2 separate regions of the Homo sapiens genome follow, and region 2 is linked to region 1. Evidence: chromatin loops called from intact Hi-C (ENCODE). Cell type or tissue: MCF 10A. All regions are shown on one strand. Links, peaks and the distances in the headings refer to the core of each region. The heading gives the core; the rest is flanking DNA.

Evidence for each region. Hi-C counts contacts between places; a loop is a spot of excess contacts. Peaks named below come from ENCODE experiments on the same cell type or tissue, not always from the same donor. Only the 100,000 strongest peaks of a DNase experiment are listed, where the experiment ranks them.
Region 2: a loop joins it to region 1, with 11 times the contacts of the local background. A loop is called at or near these places in 6 of 110 quality-filtered maps.

Annotation. Positions count from the first base shown.
Region 1 is chr15:71,726,544-71,735,207 of GRCh38, reverse strand. THSD4 (thrombospondin type 1 domain containing 4) reads right to left here. Exons shown (of 18, transcript NM_024817.3): 9 at 6,484-6,659; 10 at 3,991-4,087. Among named protein-coding and RNA genes, the nearest start is that of THSD4-AS2, 39 kb to the right of the region's middle. In MCF 10A, for the core only: a CTCF peak has its summit at 4,449 (motif pointing right); a DNase peak (open chromatin) is centred at 4,487.
Region 2 is chr15:70,971,187-70,976,186 of GRCh38, reverse strand. All of the region lies in intron 9 of LRRC49 (leucine rich repeat containing 49), which reads right to left. Among named protein-coding and RNA genes, the nearest start is that of LRRC49, 81 kb to the right of the region's middle. In MCF 10A, for the core only: a CTCF peak has its summit at 2,011 (motif pointing left); no DNase peak of the experiment used is centred there.

The sequences.
Region 1 (8,664 bases), core at 1,702-6,701:
AGCGGAATTAGTGTGGACAGACCACCAGGGGGGTCTAGCCAATGTTTTGGCTTGTCTAAGACTCTAGATCTTTCCTTATATCTGGAGTGAGAATATGTGTGTGTGTGTGTCTGTGTGTGTGTGTGTGTAACCCCCAAGCAGACTGCGATTGAATTATCTACTGGTTTCAAAGAAGGGTGAAGTTGAGGTCAGATTTAAACTGACTAATGGAAAATAATAATATGCAATATTCCTTGCACATCTGAGATTGTAGATGATGATTCAAATGGCTGGAAACATGTTTGTGTATGCATAGAAAAGGGCTAGGCAAAATCCCACCAAAGGGTTAGACTCCCTCTGGGAAGGGCATGGGGTTGGGAGCTGTGGACTTTTTTTTTTTTTAATAGGCTTTTTTTTTTTTTTAGAGCAGTTTTAGGTTCACAGCAAAAGTGAGTAGAAGTACAGAGTTCCCACACACCTCCTCCCACCACACAGGCACAGGGTCCCTTACTACCATCATCCCACATCAGACTGGTACATGTGTAACTGATGACCCTACACGGACATGTCATTATTGCTTAGAGTTCATAGTCCATACGAGGGTTCACACTTGGGGGTGCACATTCTGTGGGTCTGGACAAGTGCACAGTGACATGCATCCGCCAGTGTAATATCACACAGAGTAGTTTCACCGCCCTGAAATCCTCCCTGTTCCACCTTTTCATCCCTCTGTCCTCCCAGCCCCTGGCAACCACTGACCTTTTTACTGTCTCCATAGTTTTAACTTTTCTAGAATGTCATATAGTTGGAATCAAACAATAGGTAGTCTTTTCAGAGTGGCCTCTTTCACTTAGTAATATGCATGGAAGGTTTCTCCATGTCTCTTTGTGACGTGATGGCTCATTTATTTCTAGCCCTAAATAATATTCCATTAGTTTTTGTCTATCCACCTACTGAAGGACTTCTTGGTTGCTTCCAAGTTTTGGCAATTATGTGGCAGTTGCTTTTGACTGTATATATTTCTATTTTGACTGAATATTGTTCAAGTATGTCTCATTTTAATAGAAAATAAGGAGGCAAATTCTAGGGTTACTGTAGAACACAGTTAAAACTACAAGGGGGCTGGGTGAGGTGGCTCATGCCTGTAATCCCAACGTTTTGGGAGGCTGAGGCAGGAGGATTGCTTGAGCCCAGGAGTTCAAGACCAGCCTGGGCAACATAGCGAGACCCCATTTCAGCAATAACAACAACAACAACAACAACAACAACAACAACAATTAGGGCTTTCTCAGCAATTTTTTTTTTTTTTTTTTTTTTTGGAGACAGAGTCTCACTCTGTCACCCAGGCTGGAGTGCAGGAGGCTCACTGCACCCTGTGTCTCCTGGGTTCAAGTGATTCTCGTGTCTTAGTCTCTTGAGTACCTGGGATTACAGGTGAGTGCCACCACATCCAGCTGCTTTTTGTACTTTTAGCAGAGATGGGGTTTTGCCATTTTGTCCAGGCTGGTCTCGAACTCCTGGGCTCAAGCAATCTGCCCACCTCGGCTTCCAAACGTGCTGGGATCACAGGCGTGATCCACTGCACCAGACCTCTCAGCTTTTTTGCCAGGGCTTTCTTACTTAGTTGGTTATTATGCTTCATGGTTTAAAATATGACATGCAAATATGACCAACAAAATCAGGACCAGGCATGTTGACATAAATGAGAACTGTCCAAGATGTTGTTGGACAAAAAAATTTAAGAAGTCTTTTCAGTGCCTTGTTCTGGGCTCTATGCTAGGATGGACAACTAATTTATTCAATCTCTTCCCATGTCCTCTCCCCTGCCAAAAACCACCTTATAGGGTTTTTCTTCTATTTTGTAGACTGGGTGTGTGTTCAGAGAGGTTGCTGACCCGCCTGAGGGTGCACAGCAAAAAGGTGCAGAGCTGGATTCCAACTCTGCCTCCAGACTCCATTGACATGGAAGAGGAAGCCTGGTGACAATGCCCCTGCTTACCAACTTTTTACAGGTGACCCCTCCAGGCCTGCCCTGTCCCAGGGAGCTGATCCCAGAACCCCCATGCTATTCATGAGCTGAGCCCCATCAGGCCTGACAGAAATCATCATCATCCTGATAGATTTCAAATAGTCTGTCTGATTATCCCTGTAAACCAGCAATGGACCCCAGAAATCTTACCCAAACTTGGTTTCTCAAACTGTGGATTGCTTCTGGACATGACATAAAAATTCTCTGTTGTGCTGAGTTTGCTGACTTGGAGTTTGGACAACACACCCACCCCATGTTCTGGGGATGCACCCAGCTGTTGTCCTCCCCAGTCTGTAGCAATCAGATAACCTGGTTATCCCGTCCAAAGTTCAGAGAAGAATGGATGGGGCGGGTTTGGCACTTGTGCCTTTATTTCCTCCTAGGGTAGGGATTGGACCAAGTAACCTCTCAGTGATATAACAAGCACAAAGTATGGTCACACAGGCCCTCCTCAGGTCACTGCCCAGGTGTGAGATCAGGACAATTATTAACTTACTCTTCCTAAGCTTCCATTTCCTTACTCTTAAAATAAGGCTAATAATAGTACTTCCCTCCAAGTACCTCCCTCTGTCATGAGAATTCAAAGAACTAATCTACGCAAAGAGCTCAGCACAGCAGTTTCTAAGCCCTTGCACACAGCAAGGACTCAATGTGTGTGAGCTATAATTACCATGAATACTTCTGCAGACCTTCCTATTTTAAGGAAGGAAAAGACTGCCTGCATTTGGGTGGTGGGCTCCATCATCCTCCGGTAGAGAAATGTCTGCAGACTCAGAGAGCAGTCCCATGCCCAGTGCCAGCCGAGAGAAAGCTGCCTGCTCTGTCCATAAGCAGAGCCCACCAGGAAGACTCAACATGGATTGTTAGGTGTGAACTCATTATTCTTGTCTTATAGGTCAAAGTATTATTAACAGAAACAAAAGGGGAACCAAGAGAAAAGGCATATAGTAGACAGATAATGGCCCCCTAAAGATGTCCACATCCTAATCCCTGGAATCTGTGAACATGCTACCTTACATAGCAAAAATGGACTTTGCAGGTGAGACTAAATTACAGATTTTGAGAAGGAGAGATTATCCTGGATTACTTGGGTGGGCCCAGTGTAATCTGAAGGGTCCTTATAAAGGAAAGAGAGAGGAAGATGAGAGTCAGAGAGGAGATGTGATGAGGCCAGGGTCAGAGAGAGATTTGAAAGTGCCACCCTGCTGGCTTTGAAGGTGGAGGAAGGGGCCAGGAACCAAGGAAGGCAGGTGGCTCCTAGAAGTTGGAAAAGGCGAGGAAGTGGGTTCTCTCCTAGAGCCTCTGGAGAGAGAGGGGCCCTGATGACACCTTCATTTTGTCCCAATGAAACCCACTTCAGACTTCTAACCTCCAGAGCTCTAAGAAAGTAAATTTGTGTTGTTTTTTCTTAATTTTGAGATAGGGTCTCACTCTGTTGTCCAGGCTGGAGTTCAGTGGTCTGATCACGGCTCACTGCAGCCCCAACCTCCTTGGGCTCAGATGATTCTCCCACCTCAGCCTCCTGAGTAGCTGGGATTGCAGGCACACACCACCATGCCTGGCTAATTTCTGTAATTTTTTTTGTAGAGACAGGGGTTTCATTATGTTGCACAGGCTGGTCTTGAACCTCTGGGCCCAAGCGATCCACCTGCGTCGGCCTCCCAGAGTGCTAGGATTACAGGCATGAGCCCCCTTGTCTGGCCTGGAAACTAGTATAAAGCATTTCAAATGTTGAACTGGCAGGGCAGACCCAGGATGCTCATGCCATTTTGGAATCGAGTGAATGAAACAGTCTCATCAGTGAAGGCTCAGACAAATGGTGAAGCCTGCTCCAATGTCAAGGCCCCTTGGCTTTGAAATATGCGTCCCTCAATTTTCTCTGTGTTGACCGAGAGACAGAGGGTGGATGCACAAGAATTGAGAGAGAGAAGGCTTTACAAGGAAATGACCAGAGTCCCCGGCCACAAGACAAGGGATTCTACCTGGTCTCCTGTGGGGTGGCACCTGGGGGCTGATGGCGTTGGTCCCCATGATCACGTACTCGTAGTGCACGCCTGGGTTTGGCTGCTGGTGTATCATCTGCTGACACAAAAATCAGTGTTACCGCACTTGGCACGTATGCACACCCCTTCTGGGTTTCAATGGCATTTGCAGAACTACTGAGAAATGACTGGGTTGGTTCACTCTAGTACGCATCCAGTAATATCAGTGAACCTGTGGCAGATTAAACAAAGTTATTCCTGGATGGCTTTTTGTCATTTACTTTTGAAGAATGAAGAACTTAGGCCGAGCAAATCAGAAGAAGACTAAGCTAAGAGTCAAGATTTTCTAAACTCCAAAGGAGAAGATGGAGCAACGGTAGCAGAACCTTTCTGTCCTTAGATTTTGCTCAGTGCTCTTGAAACATCCAACACAGATAAATACGTGTACACTGCAGGAGAACTGTTTTAACACTAGGTGGCGTGACAAAGTCATGCGAACAAGCAGCAGACCTCCTGGACAGAGCCACCCCGGGATGCTTTAGGTTCCCTCAAAGTTCTTGACCTGGCTGGTGAGGCTGGCCCCCAGGTCCCTCCCTCTTATTCAGGGAAAGCCCCAGAAACACAAAGACATGGGGCCAGGAAAACAAGTAGAAGCGACCCAACTCTTGCTGGGTCATATTCTCTTAGGAATGATGACAAAAATAGGATGGCAAGCAGGAATCTACGTAGGACTGTGGAAGTCAGCAGCTGAACATTGTCTGGGCTGAAAACATATTAAATGAGCATGGCCCAACAGAATACGTCCCTCCCTATTGGATTTAGAGCACACAGTCTTTGCTGCCCATGGATTTCCTGATGGGGAGCAGGGTGGTGGGCTAAACCCAGCAGCAGAATGAGAATCCACAGTGTAAATATGAGCCGTGCAAGGAGACACGGTCGGGTTTGATGTTTCTGTCTCTGCTGCTTTATAAAGCAGCTCTCCTATTGACCAGCTGTGTAACCTAGAGCAAGCCCCTTCACCCTGCAGTTTTTGATTTCTTCCTTGGGGAAGGAAGAGGTTAGAATCATGTCACTTTCAAAGGTCCTTTCCAGCTAGAAGCATCTCTGAGTCACTCCTGCATGGTGGGTCCTGTGTCTATTCTTCCTGTTTATGCCATGATCTCTTGCCACTCCCTACTGATGAAATGGGTCTTCATTTTATAAATTACCCAAAGGAAGGCAGACCTGAGAACCCCTGGGATTCTCCTACCCAGGAACCAATATCAAACCATCGGCGTTGCAGAAACGTGGTGGGCACTGAATCCCCAAGGGACACGGTTGTGTGACCTCAGGTTCCTGCTGTGTATCCCTCATCCCCTCACTCCCTTTTCACACAATCTTCCTCTCGGTCTGTGGCTGGAAATCCTCCCTCCCTCTCTGGTGCCTCTTCTGCCTGAGCATTCTGCCAGTGCAAAACCTTGTCCCGTTTATGAAATTGCTGTTGGCTTCCATTCCTAGACCACCCACAGTAGGCCTTTAACAACCTGAGTTTTTACCTCTGATGCCATTTAAAATATATTCAGATTCAACCAACCAACTGGACAGTCTAAAAAAAAAATCCAAAATAAACTACAACAAGGCTTCCTTTGTAATTTCGAGTCTACTAGGCCCAAGAGGAAAGGACATAGAACTGTGTGTAGGTGGAGAAGTAATGACAATGCAATTAATAATATTTCTAAAACTCTGACACAGCAAATATGTTAATCAGCTCAGCTTTGGGGACAGAAATAATGTGTATATTCATGGGTGATCTCAATCTTTTTATCAAAATGTTATTTCAAGCTTTTATGTCTTATCACCCTTTATTTCCTGGTCTTTTAAGAAGATTGAATTCTAGTGGTTTCCTTTGAACGTAAGGACCATTTAAAACTCTTGAGCAATTTAATATCTTAGTTTCACGTAAAAGAAATTAAGGTTTTGTCTTCTATGAAGCAGGGAGCTTCTAGTAAATCTCTCTACTGTGACTCTCAGCTTTATTGTTTCATCTGGAGGGCTCTGGAGCTCTCCTTTCTTCATTTGCTCTCAGAGTCTGAACAGGGCTGGGAGCTGGGAGCGGTCCTGCCTTCCTTTAGGCTCTTGCTTTCTTTTGCCATAAAAAGAAAACATGCCAAATTAGCAGTATAAGGAAAGTGCCTGGAGGAGATCCAATGCTCATGAAATAAAGGGCATGTTTTGCCTCTGATTTGGTTCAACAAGTAAAATTGGTTTTACTGGGTCAATAAACTCCGAAGGTAATAAGCATCTGGTGGAGTTGGAGGTTGCTGTGAGCTGGGCCCATTCAGAAGTAAAGGCAAAGATGAACGCCAAGCATTCAAGGAGTGCCTCCAACAGGCTCTGCTCAAAGGGTTTTTATTGAGTATGGGCAATGATTTGTTGCTTATTTGTTCAGAGTATGTTCCTTAGAAGTGACAAGATTCAAAATCCAAAGAACAGTCCAGAAACATCCAAACTCACGTAGACATCCAAGATCTCGTTGGTGGGACCTTCCGCCAAAAAGGACTCTCCGGCAGTGCTCGAAATCTCATTTGGACGCTTGTAGGTGAACATGGTCCCTCCGCCCTCGTATTTTCCTGGTCGATCAATTGCCCAGTTCCCATTGATGATGGAGCGTCCAGAACGACTTCTCAGGGCTGTTGAGAAAAATCAGACAGTTCTTTGGGTAAGCCCAGGGTGTGCACAAGAAACAGAACTGACTCCCCCAGTTTCTGGCTTCTTCATTCATCAAGGTTTTTGACAGGATCCACTATGTGCCAGGCAATGATCCAGGCCCTGGGGCGCCATTAGGCATCTAGATTACATCCCCTTGGGCTTAATCACTGCTTCAACCCACCCTAATCCCTTCTATCACTTGGACTTAGTATAGAAATGTAGGGTGGGGGCTGGTTAGGTGAAAAGGATGTGGAAAATGGGAGGGAAAGGAGAAAGAGGAGGAAGAGAAAAAAGGGGGGAAGGGAAACGTATTTATATTATATACCATTATCTAGGTGAGAGGTTGCACGCTGGCAGCCCACGAGCTGATTTTGGCCCATAAATGGGTTTAGTTTGGCTTCTGTAGTGTTATTAAAAAAAATAACTGAGCCCAAATTTAAGAATTGAAATATTTCACATAAAAAATTTAAGAGTTCTGGCTTCTCTTATAAACCAGGAAGACATGTTAACATTGGCTTCACACTCCCTCATGGCAGCAATCGGCTGGAGCCCAGGATGGCTGTCCCTCTCAGATGGACCCTATATGCTCTGATTTGCCCCAGTCCCCACCCCTCCCTGTTGCCCCCCAACACTGAGGTTAAGTCTCAGTTTATTACCCCTTTATTTATGAATATGGGTGATTTATATCATTTATCATACTTGCATTGTTCTTTTTCTTATCCAATTTTTTCTCCCCTCCCAGCCCTCCCCTTTTTTTTTTGAGACAGGGTCTTGCTCCATCGCCCAGGCTGGAGTGCAGTGGTGTGATCCTGGCTCAGTGCAGCCTCAACCTCCTGGGCTCAAGGAATCCTCCTGCTTCAGCCTCCTGAGTAGCTGGGACTATAGGCATGTACCACCATGCCTGGCTTGTGTGTGTGTGTGTGTGTGTGTGTGTGTGTGTGTATATATATATATATATATATATATATATATATATTTTTTTTTTTTTTTTTTTTTTTAAGAGATGGGGTTTTGCCATGTTGCCCAGGCTGGTCTCAAACTCCTGAGCTCAAGCGATCTGCCTGCCTCAGCCTCCCAAAGTGCTGGGATTACAGGTGTTAGTCACTGCACCTGGCCCAGAATTTTTCTTATAATTCTCTCTACTTACATGTCTACTACAAGTGGCAAAGCTAAAGCTAAGAGGGTCACATGATTTTCTCATGTACCTGGTCAGCTTCATTCACTTCTATGACCTTCCTGAGTTCCTGGGCATCTGAGGCTGTGGGCTGTGTTAGATACCGCACGTGCACTGTCAAATTTAATCGTCACAACATTGCACAGCAGATGTTATAATCCCCATTTTTCAGAGTGGCTCAGAGATGGGAGGGAACTTGTTCAAGTTCATGAGGCCCATAGGGGTCAGACCTGTGATTTCTAGTGTGTACTCAGGAGGCGGGTACGAAAGGAGAAGGGGGCAAGGAACAAGGTGTTGGAGTTAACAGGAGAAGAAAGGGTGGCATCTGGAAATAGAATTTCTTCAGCTACCCTTGGCACCTGGAAACCCACAATCCAAAGGAGGACTGGTTTAGAGAAGGTACCTTTTTTTTTTTTTTGAGATGGCGTTTCGTTCTTGTTGCCCAGGCCGGAGTGCAATGGTGCGATCTCGTCTCACTGCAACCTCTGCCCCCTGGGTTCAAGCAATTCTCCTGCCTCAGCCTCCTGAGTAGCTAAGATTACAGGCATTCACCACCATGCTCTGCTAATTTTTGTATTTTAGTAGAGACGGGGTTTCACCATGTTGGTCAGGCTGGTCTTGAACTCCTGACCTCAGATGATCCGCCTGCCTCAGCCTCCCAAAGTGCTGGGATTACAGGCGTGAGCCACTGCGCCCAGCCGAAGGTCCTGTTTTAAGTGCTATGTACATAGTGGACCTGTGATGGCCACTGGCTCTTTGCACCTTCGGTTTATAGAATTCCTAAATTTAACTTTTTATAATTTGTTATGGAA
Region 2 (5,000 bases), core at 1-5,000, 760 kb after region 1:
GAAATAGTCAGAACAGGATAGGTTATGCTGCTGTAACAACTTCAAAACTTTCACTGGCTTATGACTTTAAAAAAGTTTATTTCTTGATCACGCAAAGAACACTGCACCTGTCTTCAATGTAGTGGCTAAGTATTCCTGAGTGCTATGATCTGATGGCATCCTCAACTTTATATAGGCTTCCGCAGTGACTACCACATGGGAAGGAAGCATGAGAATCATGCTTTTAAATGCTTCTGCCTGGAAATGATATACATTATTTCTGCTCACATTTCATTGGCCAAACATCTTCCCACATGTCAAAAAGGAGGAGAACCAGAGCATATTGGTGAACATTAGTAATGTCTACCAAAACAGAAAACGTACACATGAGATGAGCTCCTTTTTTTTTTTGGAGAGCAAATTGTAAACAAGTTCACACTAAGCCAATTAAATGTGAGCTTGAGGTGAAAACTTTAGACATTGTTTGTTTCTGAATTGTGTTGTTGTTTTGTTTTGAGACAGGATCTCATTCTGTCCCCCAGGCTTGAGTGCAGTGGCGAGATCTTGGCTCACTGCAGCTTTGACCTCCTGGGTTCAAGCGATCCTCCTGCCTCAGTCCCCCAAGTCTCTGGTACTACAGGCGTGTGCCTCCACACTCGGCTAAATTTTTTGTATTTTTTGTAGAGACAGGGTTTTGTCATGTTGGCCAGCTGGTCTCAAACTCCTGACTCAAGTGATCTGCCCACCTTGGCCTCCCAAAGTGCTAGGATTACAGGCATGAGCCACCACGCCCAACCCTGTTTCAGAATTGTGAGAATACTGCCTGCATTCACAAAATGCTGCCTTAGAAATAAAAAGGAAAATTCTGCCTCCCAGAATTTTCTATATAAGGGTCCTTGTTCTAGCCCCTCAACATGTGTCTGTTCTCTCTTTTTTTGAATAGTTGTGAAAACAGGTGAAGATCACTGGGATATCTTCCTTATGTCTTCTCCTTTGTCAACTAATCATGTCAGATTCTTTGGAAATGCTCTAGTTTATTGTCTGCCCTCTAAAACTAGTAATAGTTCAGGTGTAATCTGACCACTGTAGAAAAAAATGGGATGGGACTGTCTCCATTGTCTGAATTCTCTTTTTCTATAAATGAATATTGTTTTAAGCCATATTAACTTTTAATAATCACATCTCATAATTAATTGAACTTGAATTTAGCAATTCCAAGTCACTTTAACACACGCTGCTAAGTCTAATCTTGTATAATACTGAATTTGTGCTAAGAATTGTTTTGCTTGATTGTTGTTATGGAATAAAGTCCAGGATGTTCAATTCATCTATTTTTTATGTTGTTAAATTCTGCTTACTTTTCTAGACTAGGCATAAACAAACTTTTTCTGTAGAGGGTCAGATAGTATGGTAAATATTTTAGGCTTTGTGAGCTGTATGTGATCTCTATCTCATATCCTTCTTTGTTGTTCTTTTTTTTTTTTTTTACAATGCTTTGAAAACATAAAAGCCATTATTAGCTTGAGAGCTGTACAAAAAGCAGGCTGCCAGATGGATCTAGCCCATAGGCTGTAGTTTGCCAAACCCTGTTCTAGACTATGGAGATACTTTTGGATTCTCATTTGATCAACCAATATACCAAGAACTCTAATTTCTCTAGTTTCTGTCATTCACATACTTTACCAGAATAACAAATATTTTCTCCTAGACATTAATAAAAATGTGAATAGAATGGACTGGAGGAAAAAAGCCTCATGGCATGCCAGTACAGATTTCTCTAAAGGCTGGCATTAATCCATTACTTCATGTTCTGTAAGTATACTTGAATCAAAAATCTACATAACCATGTCATACAATTTACTCAAAATGATGCCATAAAAGACTTTGCCAAATGCTTTGCTTAAATACCAAAACACTGTCTATAGCACTCCTCTAACAAGGTCTATTTGTAATTTCTAGGTCAGGAAACTAATTCTTTTCTGGCATGAATTGTTTTTTAGTGAGCTAATGCTGCCTCCTAGTGACCAATTCCTAAGTACTCACAAACCATCTTTTTATTTTATTTTATTATTTTATTTTTTTGAGACAGAGTCCCCTTCTGTTGCCAGGCTGGAGTGCAGTGGCGCGATCTCGGCTCACCGCAACCTCCAACTCCCTGGTTCAAGTGATTCTCCAGCCTCAGCCTCCCGAGTAGCTGGGATTACAGGCACGCACCACCATGCCCAGCTAATTTTTGTATTTTTAGTACAGATGGGGTTTCACCATGTTGGCTAGGATGGTCTCAATCTCCTGACCTTGTGATCCGCCCACCTCAACCTCCCAAAGTACTGGGATTACAGGAGTAAGCCACCGCACTGGGCCACAAACCATCTTTTAATAATGCAATTTAAATTTATTTCAGAATCAACATCAAGTTGACTGTCACAATTTGTGGAATTTATATTCTGTACTTTTGACATTAAAAAAACCACAGTGCCACAAAGTCACTGTAGCCAGACTGACTGCCTCTCTAGATTCCTCTTCTCTAAGCTCAGCAACTCTGAAAGAAAGGCAGCAGCCCCACTCAGAGCTTATAGATAAAACTCCCATCTCCCTGGGACAGAGCACCTGGGGGAAGTGGCGGTTGTGGGCACAGCTTCAGCAGACATAAATGTTCCTGCCTGCCAGCTCTGAAGAGAGCAGCGGATCTCCCAGCAGAGTGCTCGAGCTCTGCTAAGGGACAGACTGCCTCCTCAAGTGGGTCCCTGACCCCCCTGCCTTCTGATGGGGAGATACCTCCCAGCAGGTGTTGACAGACACTTCATACAGGAGAGCTCCAACTGGCATCTGGCGGGTGCCCCTCTGGGATGAAGCTTCCAGAGGAAAGAGCAGGCAGCAATGTTTTGCTGTTCTGCAGCATCTGCTGGTGACACCCAGGCAAACAGGGTGTGGAGTGGACCCCCAGCAAACTCCAGCAGACCTGCAGAAGAGGGGCCTGACTGTTAGAAGGGAAAAAACAGAAAGCAATAGCATCAACATCAACAAAAAGGATAACTACGCAAAAACTCCATCCAAAGGTCACCAACAGCAAAGACCAAAGGTGGATAAATCCACGAAGATGAGGAAAAACCAGCACAAAAAGGTTGAAAATTCCAAAAACCAGAATGCCACTTCTCCAAAGGATCACAACTCCTCACCAGCAAGGGAACAAAACTGGATGGAGAATGAGTTTGACGAATTGACAGAAGTAGGCTTCAGAAGGTGGGTAGTAACAAACTCCTCCAGGCTAAAGGAGCATGTTCTAACCCAATGGAATGAAGCTAAGAACCCTGAAAAAAGGTTACAGGAACTGCTAACAAGAATAACCAGTTTAGAGAAGAACATAAATGACCTGATGGAGCTGAAAAACACAGCACAAGAATTTCGTGAAGCGTACACAAGTATCAATAGCTAAATCGATCAAGCAGAGGAAAGGATATCAGAGACTGAAGATCAACTTAATGAAATGAAGCGTGAAGACAAGATTAGAGAAAAAAGAATGAAAAGGAATGAACAAAGCAGCCAAGAAATATGGGACTATGTGAAAAGACCAAACCTACATTTGATTGCTGTACCTGAAAGTGACGGGGAGAATGGAAGCAAGTTGGAAAACACACTTCAGGATATTATCCAGGAGAACTTCCCCAACCTAGCAAGACAGGCCAACATTCAAATTCAGGAAATACGGAGAACACCACAAAGATACTCCTCAAGAAAATCAACCTCAAGACACATAATCATCAGATACACCAAGGTTGAAATGAAGGAAAAAATGTTAAGCACAGCCAGAGAGAAAGGTTGCGTTATCTACAAAGGGGAGCCCATCAGACTAACATTGGATCTCTCTGCAGAAACCCTACAAGCCAGAAGAGAGTGGGGGCCAATATTCAACATTCTTAAAGAAAAGAATTTTCAACCCAGAATTTCATATCCAGCCAAACTAAGCTTCATAAGTGAAGGAGAAATAAAATACTTTACAGACAAGCAAATGCTGAGGTATTTTGTCACCACCAGGCCTGCCTTACAAGAGCTCCTGAAGGAAGCACTAAATATGGAAAGGAAAAAACAGTACCAGCCACTACAAAAACAAACCAAAGTGTAAAGACCATCGACACTATGAAGAAACTGCATCAACTAATGGGCAAAAAACACCAGCTAGCATCATAATTACAGGATCAATTTCACACATAACAATATTAACCTTAAATGTAAATGGGCTAAATGCCCCAGTTAAAAGAAACAGACTGGCAAATTGGATAAAGAGTCAAGACCCATTGGTGTGCTGTATTCAGCAGACCCATCTCACATGCAAAGACACACATAGACTCAAAATAAAGTGATAGAGGAAGATTTACCAAGGAAATGGAAAGCAAAAAAAAAAAAAAAAAAAAAGGAGTGGTTACAATCCTAGTCTCTGACAAAACAGACTTTAAACCAACAAAGATCAAAAAAGACAAAGAAGGGCATTGCATAATAATAAAGGGATCTAATGCAATAAGAAGAACTAACCATCCTAAATACATATGCACCCAATATAGGAGCACTCAGATTCATAAAACAACTTCTTAGAGACCCACAAGGAGACTTAGACTCCCACACAATAATAATGGGAGATTTTAACACCCCACTGTCAATATTAGACAGATTAACAAGACAGAAAATTAACAAGGATATTCAGGACTTGAACTCAGCTCTGGAGCATGTGGACCTAATAGACATCTACAGAACTCTCCACCCCAAATCAACAGAATATACAGTCTTCTCAGCACCACATCGTACTTATTCTAAAATCAACCGCATAATTGGAAGTAAAACATGCAAAAGAATGGAAATCACAACAAACAGTCTCTCGGACCACAGTGCAATCACGTTAGAACTCAGGATTAAGAAACACACTCAAAACCACAAAACTACATGGAAACTGAACAACCTGCTCCTGAATGACTACTGGGTAAATAATGAATTTAAGGGAGAAATAAAGAAGTTCTTTGAAACCAATGAGA